Linked DNA regions of Homo sapiens: region 2 is linked to region 1. Evidence: chromatin loops called from intact Hi-C (ENCODE). Cell type or tissue: CD14-positive monocyte. All regions are shown on one strand.

The links. Hi-C counts contacts between places; a loop is a spot of excess contacts. Peaks named below come from ENCODE experiments on the same cell type or tissue, not always from the same donor. Only the 100,000 strongest peaks of a DNase experiment are listed, where the experiment ranks them.
Region 2: a loop joins it to region 1, with 4 times the contacts of the local background. A loop is called at or near these places in 1 of 110 quality-filtered maps.

Annotation. Positions count from the first base shown.
Region 1 is chr12:98,660,346-98,664,345 of GRCh38, reverse strand. APAF1 (apoptotic peptidase activating factor 1) reads right to left here. Exons shown (of 27, transcript NM_181861.2): 6 at 1,778-1,890; 7 at 1,540-1,671. Among named protein-coding and RNA genes, the nearest start is that of APAF1, 17 kb to the right of the region's middle. In CD14-positive monocyte, no CTCF peak of the experiment used is centred here; no DNase peak of the experiment used is centred here.
Region 2 is chr12:98,725,616-98,729,615 of GRCh38, reverse strand. It overlaps APAF1 (apoptotic peptidase activating factor 1), which reads right to left. Exons shown (of 27, transcript NM_181861.2): 26 at 2,300-2,443. Among named protein-coding and RNA genes, the nearest start is that of APAF1, 82 kb to the right of the region's middle. In CD14-positive monocyte, no CTCF peak of the experiment used is centred here; no DNase peak of the experiment used is centred here; H3K27ac peaks cover 657 bases.

The DNA.
Region 1 (4,000 bases):
GTAAGATTTCTTTAAAAATTAACAAAACTGGCCACGTGTGGTGGCTCACGCCTGTAATCCCAGCACTTTGGGTGGCTGAGGCAGGTGGATCACGAGGTCAGGAGTTCAAGACTACCCTGGCCAAGATGATGAAACCCCATCTCTACTAAAACTACAAAAATTAGCTGGGTGAGGTAGCACGCACCTGTAATCCCAGCTACTAGGGGGCTGAGGCAGGAGGATCACTTGAACCTGGGCAGCAGAGGTTGCAGTGAGCAGAGGTCGCACCACTGCACTCCAGCCTGGGCGACAGAGTGAGACTCGTCTCAAAAAATAAATAAAATAAATAAATAAATAAATAAACAAACAAAACTGTGTGTCTATTTGATGGCAGAATGAAAAATAAGGTGGCCAGGTATGGTAGCTCATGCCTATAATCCCAGCACTTTGGGAGGCTGAGGCGGGCAATCACCTGAGGTCAGGAGTTCGAGACCAGCCTGACCAACATGGCGAAACCCCGTCTCTACTGAAAATACAAAAATTAGCTAGGCATGGTGGAACATGCCTGTAGTCCCAGATACTCGAGAGGCTGAGGCAGAAGAACTGCTTGAACCTGGGAGGCAGAAGTTGCAGTGAGCCGAGATCACGCCACTGCACTCCAGCCTGGACGACAGAGTGAGACTTGTCTCAAAAGAGAAAAAAAAAGAAAAAGAAGAAAAATAAGGTATTTCCAAGCATAACAATAATGAAAGAAATAATTTTAAGAGTTGATAGATTTGACTGTTTAAAATTTTAAGCTTCTATATGTCAAAAGAATACAACAAATAAAAGGTACACAAAAAACTGGGTAACAGGCTGGACATGGTGACTCATGCCTGTAGTCCCAGTGCTTTAGGAGGCTAAGGCAGGAGGATCATTTGAGGCAAGTAGTTCAAGACCAGCCTGGGCAACACAGCGAGATTCTATATATAAATTTTAAGTTAAAAAATTGTTTTACTGGGAAATAATACTTGTAAAAATATGACAAAGAGCTAATAGTTTCTATTTTTTGAGTATTTAGAAATAAATTAAAAATACTTATATCAAAAAAGAAAAGTGAGTCAAGGATAATTTCTTAAAGTCAAGGATAACTTCTTAAAACGTATTCAATAAACAAGTAAAAAGTTTAACTTCGCTAAAAAAAAATGCAAATTAAGACACCAGTTTTTACTTACCAAATTAGAACACTATTTTTATAAAATCCCAAGCAAAAACAAGTTTTAAAATCTGATTCTCACTCTATTTTTAACTCTAACAGCAGAGGTCACATCTGTGTCTCACTTCTCTCACTAATGTGGTCTCTAACACACTGTGGGTAGATGGTAAATATTATTTTAATGAATAAATAAATACCATAATATCATGTATCCATTTAAGATATCAGAGAACCTAAAATACTAAATCTCCCAGAAAAGTTTTTGGATGTTCATGTGCTAAATTACCATATTCATTAGCTCAATTAACAAAAGGGAAATTATATAACTCCCTATAATCTCCTCATAAACAAATAAATAACCATACCTTTACATTCTTTTATAATACTATGAGCTTGTTCTGGCAAATCTGCCTTCTTCATATTAACAAAAAGGGATAAAATTTCAAGTCCTTTTTCCTTTCCTAAGGAACTCTCCACAGGGACTACATATTTAGGACCTGCAAACAAAAATCACAAGACAAAGTAAGTAATTTGGTATGTCACATATTTAAATGTAATTAAATTAAATATAAAGGTACTAAAAAGTAAACGAATAATCCTTACCCATTACTGAATCTGTAACACTCTTGTCTCTGGTTGTAAGAAGAATCTGACACTGACTGTCAAAAGCTTTCAACACCCAAGAGTCCCAAACATCATCCAAGATCAAGAGAGACCTAATTTAAAAAAAAAATATTAATCACTAATGACACTTATCTTAAGCTTCCTTTTAAAAAGATAATCCCACCAGTGTCTTTTAAAATCTACCAAATTAAATTTTTTTTAAAACAAATAGATGGCTAGATCTAGGAAAATGATTCTTCCTCTTTGCTATACTCTTCTCAATATGCTGATTCAAATAAGGAAAAAAAAAATTAGAGACTGCCTTCTCCTCAAACCCTAAATCAGAACATATTAAAATTACAGATCCTACCATAAAAGGTTCAGCCATCACTTACTGAGTGCCAAAAAAAAAAAAAAAAAAGCGACCATTACTATCCAAGTAATGGGATTTTCCAACTCAGTCTTTAAGCACCAAAACCAAACTAGAACTGAGCTCAGGTTAGCATTAGAATGAATCATACAATAATGATGATATGTGACCATTTTTTACCTAAAAACTAGCAATTTCATATGTTGTAATCTAAAAGAATATTACCTTTCATTTGGTATACAAGTGGTTTTTTTTAATCAATTTGTTTATTCATAGTAACCAAGAACCTCTATGCCAGTTCCCAGTTGTTCTCTCCAAAAACTTTTCTAAACTCACTAGAACAGATGAGGGGAAAAAATATAACTAAAACCTGATAGCATAATTATACAATAACATTTTTGTCTGAATGACACACTATGGCTGTGCATTACAAAAAAAAAAATACTCTAGGCCTGTAATCCCAGCACTTTGGGAGGCCAGGGCAGGCGGATCACCTGAGGTCGGGAGTTTGAGACCAGCCTGACCAACATGGAGAAACCCCGTCTCTAATATAATATTAGCCAGGCGAGGTGGCACAAGCCTGTAATCCCAGCTACTCAAGAGGCTGAGGCAGAGAATCGCTTGAACCCGGGAGGCAGAGGTTGCAGTGAACCGATATCGCACCATTGCACTCCAACCTGGGCAACAAGAGCGAAACTCCATCTAAAAAAATAAAAATAAAAATAAAAATAAAGAAATACTCTAGGCACATACATAGGTTGAAAAATTACAAAAGCACAAACCAAATGAGACTGAGAGATTAAAAAAATATGCCTGGCTTTGTAAGCTAGTCTGACACATCTGAAAGTGGCTACATTATTTTACTCAACAGAAGTCAATTTTAATTTTGCAAAAAAGGAAAAGTAGAACTAGGGAAAAGTTACTGAGCAATTAAAGAGGGAAGGGTTAGTGATCTCAATCCTATTTCCTCTACACAGATCAATATCAAGAGAAGGAGGGGCCGAGCGCAGTGGCTCACGCCTGTAATCCCAGCACTTTGGGAGGCCAAGGTGGGCAGATCACGAGGTCAGGAGATCAAGACCATCCTGGTTAACACGGTGAAACCTCATCTCTACTAAAAATACAAAAAATTAGCCCGGCGTGTGGTGGGGAGCCTGTAGTCCCAGCTACTAGGAGGCTGAGGCAGGAGAATCACTTGAACCCAGGAAGCGGAGCTTCAGTGAGCAGAGATTGCACCATAAAAATATAACGAATATGCATCAGAATCACCTAGTAGGCTTTTCCCAAAAATACTCTTCTCACCCTATATTCTGATATTAATACCCTTACCAATTTGAGAATCACTGCCATACTCAGCAACTGCTACATATGAAAGTATACTGCATCCTTGGGTGCATTAGGGCATTTTTAAAAAGTGCAGAGCCACTACCTAACTCTCACTCAGTATACTATAACATTCCCAAGGAATGCTTTATTTATCTTTGTACTTGCAGCACTTGGCCCAGAACCTGGCACAACACTCAATGTTGGTTAAATGAACAAATGAAAGAGAGGCTGTTAAGATGACAGAAATCAAATTGTTGACTGAATCCAAGGTTATACTCTTAAGACAAGCAGCAACTAAACTGCTGTCTCCCTTTTGGCTAATGAAAACTGTGAAACACTTGATAACAGTGCCTGGCACATAATTATAATGGTAAGTATTTGCTGAATTAATTAACTGTTGAACAAACAAAACAAACTCACTCCTGAAGTACATGGAAGTAGAAGAGTTACACGTATATTTCTAGAAACTAAGACAATCAAACAGAAGAGCCCCATTAAAAATCCTTCCTGACTTTTTTTTTTTAATT
Region 2 (4,000 bases), 65 kb before region 1:
ATGTCCAAGTGATCAGCCCAATATAGAGGAGTCCCCAGTCCCTGGGCCATGGACCGGTACTGGTCTGTGGCCTTTTAGGAACCCATCCGCAGAGCAGAAGGTGAGCGGCTGGTGAGTGAACATTACCACCTGAGCTTTGTCTCCTGAGAGATCAGTGGTGGCATTAGTTTCTCACAGGAGCAAGAGCCCTGCTGTGAACTGCACATGCGAGGGATCTAGCTTGTGCACTCCTTACGAGAATCTAATGCTGATGATCTGAGGTGGAACAGTTTAATCCTGAAACCATTCCCCGCTCCCCACTTCCTACCACCACCCCATCTGTGGAAAAATTGTCTTCCAAGGAAACCAGTCCCTAGTGCCAAAAAGGCTGGGGACCGCTGATATAGAGTATCATCTTCTACCACTTTTACAAGTAAACTGCTATTCAAAAGACTCACTTCAAGCATTCCCCTCCAGGTGAAGCCTCTGCTAACTCTCTGAGGTTGGTCTGGTCACTCCTCTCCTTTGTGCTTCCACCTCCCTCATGAAAGCATGTCCCAGACCCCTTCTAAACTTTAGGGACTTTATTGGTTTACCACCTGCTTCCCCCATAGACTGTAAGCTGCTGAAAGGCAGGAACCAAGCCATAAACATTGTGCCACAGAGCAGTAGCTTAGCACACACTGGACATTCAACACAGTCTTTTTGAGTGGATAGATAAAAGATACATCAAAAAAACACCAAAAATATGACCCTGAAGCACCACAACACATTCAAATTGCGGCCTCAATCACTAGTAAGTTTTAAAAAGCCAATTAGCTAGAGAAAGCAGAGGCAGAGACCTGGGTTTGAGTCCTGGCTTTTCTATTTACTAATTATGTAACTTTATTTTTGGTTTTTTTGTTTGTTTGTTTTTGAGATAGTCTCGCTCTGTTGCCCAGGCTGGAGTACAGTGGTGTGACCTTAGCTGACTGCAACTTCTGCTCCCCCGGGGTTCAAGTGAGTCTCACCTCTCAGCCTCCCAAGTAGCTGGGACTACAGGTGCCCGCCACAAAACCCAGCTAATTTTTGTATTTTTTAGCAGAGATGGCGTTTTGCCATGTTGGCCAGGCTGGTCTTCAACTTCTGACCTCAAGTGATCTGCCCGCCTTGGCCTCCCAAAGTGCTGGGATTACAGGTGTGAGTCACCACACCCGGCACTAATTATGTAACTTTAGGAAAGTTATAACCTCCATAGAAAATCATTTTCCTCATCTGTAAACCAAGAATGAAATTTAAGCCTCAAAAAGCTGGCTAGTAAGATGAGGGGAGTGAAGCGTTTTGTAAACTATAAAGCCATATACTGCTGCTATTATTATTACTGAAGAAATTTCAAAAATATGTTTTTTTAAAGATTTTCAACCAACATAGTTAATTGTGAATGACATGGAAAACAGAACTAAGTTAAACACCCAACTTGCTAGTCATTCTAATGCCCCAAGTTTAGTATGAGGCAGTATGACAGCTCTGGATTGAGGGCATCCCTGCCACTGTCACCAAAGCTTCCCCAAGATCTGAGGAAAGCAGTCTTGTGGATCTCAGTTTCATCACTACAAAATGGGGATAATAGTAACTGCCTTTTTTTTTCTTTTCCTTTTTATTTATTTTTTTAATTAATTAATTAATTAATTTATTTATTTATTTATTTTCTTTTTTGAGACAGAGTTTTGCTCTTGTTGCCTAGGCTGCAGTGCAATGGTGTGATCTCGGCTCACTGCAACCTTCACCTCCCGGGTTCAAGCGATTCTCCTGCCTCAGCCTCCCAAGTAGCTGGGATTACAGGCATATGCCACCACGCCCGGCTATTTTTTGTATTTTTAGTAGAGACAGGGTTTCGCCATGTTGGCCAGGCTGGTCTCAAACTCCTGACCTCAGGTGATCCGCCCACCTTGGCCTCCCAAAGTGCTAGGATTACAGGCGTGAGCCACCGTGCCTGGCTTTTAATTATTTTTTAAAGTTTTTTCTGGTTCTTTTTTGTTTTCAATATTTTTTTCTGTTCTTTTCTTTAGTTACTAAACTCATTTTACTGCCAGATTTTTTTTTTTTTTTTTGAGACAGGATGTCGCTCTGTCACCCAGGGTGGAGTGAAGTGGCGCAAGCATGGCTCAAAGCAGCCTTGACCTCACAGACTCCAGCGATCCTCCCACCTTAGCCTCCGGAGTAGCAGCCTTTTTACTCTGCTGGGTTGTAAAAGGCCCAACTGAGAAACAGGAAGTGAAAATAGCTTGGAAAGTATGATATAGGCTATTATTTTCTTTCACAGTTCTTGGGGAACTCTTACCTTAATATATCCTCCAGCAGAGATAAGCATTTTGCCATCTGGAGAAAAGCAAAGGTCAGTCACCCAGCCTCCATGGGTAGCAGCTCCTTCTTCTGAAAGCGGAGCACACAAATGAAGAAGCTCACCGTTTGAGACATTCCATATCTACATAAACATGATACACAATTCATTAACAGAGTTATCCAGAAGCTTCTCTGGTTTTAAAACATATATATGTCCATATATATGTATTCTAAAATTATTTTACTAGACTTTATTATAAACAACCCTAACACAGATACTAATATTGCCATTTATTTCCAGTGGCATTTAATATATAAGCAGTGCTCTAATTTTTCAAATAAAGGTACACCAGAATAAGAAAAAGAAACAGAGGCATAAATGGTAAAAGAAAATTAAACAATCATTTGTAAATCTCTCCCTAGAAAATCCAAGAGAACCGAATGGAAAAACTCATTAGAAACAGTTCAGTAAGGTAGTACATATACAAACAAAAATCAGTAACTTTCCTATATTCTGAATAATCAGGGAGAAAAAAATTTTTTTAATGTACCAACAAAAATTTTTAAAATAACACAATTTTAATGGAGACAACTTTTTCCTGCAGTGGTTGAAAAATGAAACACCGCCTCATAACTGGGAAAGGAGCACTTTCATCCAAAGACGCGAACTCAGAGCAAAATGAACATTTCCAAAGCAGCCCTGCCACTTCAGCTGACACACATTTATGTGACTGGTAGAGAGAAGGTTGGTTACTTAGTCCTCAAGAAGAAGAATCTTAATTTCCCTGGAAAGCCCATCTGATAACACCTCTGTTCCTGCAAACTGTATACTCTCCTAGTCTTCTGCACTATATACCTGTTCCTGGAGTTTTAGATCCTCCTTTGTAATGAAAGGGGGAAAACCCCATCTTCCTCATCTACACTGGTTACCAAAGTAGTCATCCCAATACCCAAACTTTTCCAATCGGCTCCCCAATTCTTCTGACACAACTAGGTCAACTGACTCCTTTTCCATAATTTCTAATCTTTCAGCATGCAATTCTTTCCATATGGTACTATATTTCCACAGACACAGAGAACAACATTCTAAGCCTCCTAAAAAGATTGTTTTCTAAAAGTCAAAATTATATATCTAAAAAAAATAGATTGTTTTCTAAATAAAATTGGCATGGTTTGTATGTATATCTTAAGCACTGCAGGGTAATAAAAACTGGCCTAGCATGCAGACTGTGACTCAATTAGGAGCCCTTCGCTGCCCCACAATGACGGAAATGTGAACCTCTGCACTGTTTAACAGGCAGGCAGTCCACAGAGGACTGCAACAAACCACACTGGAAATGGCTATCAAATGGGTATAGTGCTAAAGAGATCTTTTCTTTCAGCACAGAAAAAGCAGAATTTGCAATTCATTTATAATCCAGACCATAATTTACAAAATTATTTTCCTCAAATTCTGCTACCAAAAACCTTTGGTTCAAGTCCAAGAATTAAGATGAATCATTCTCAAGCTAATGGCAGAGAATGAACTACAAATGACTAGAGCACTTGCTTCCTCACATATACAGGGAATGCTTCACTCTAACTCTAAAATGAATCCGTTTCTGCAGTGGAGTGCAGCTGTGAATACAATGTGCACAAGAAACAAAAAGAATGCCTCATCCAACCACAACTTCAGGACTATGCTTCCCTGGCCCGTGAA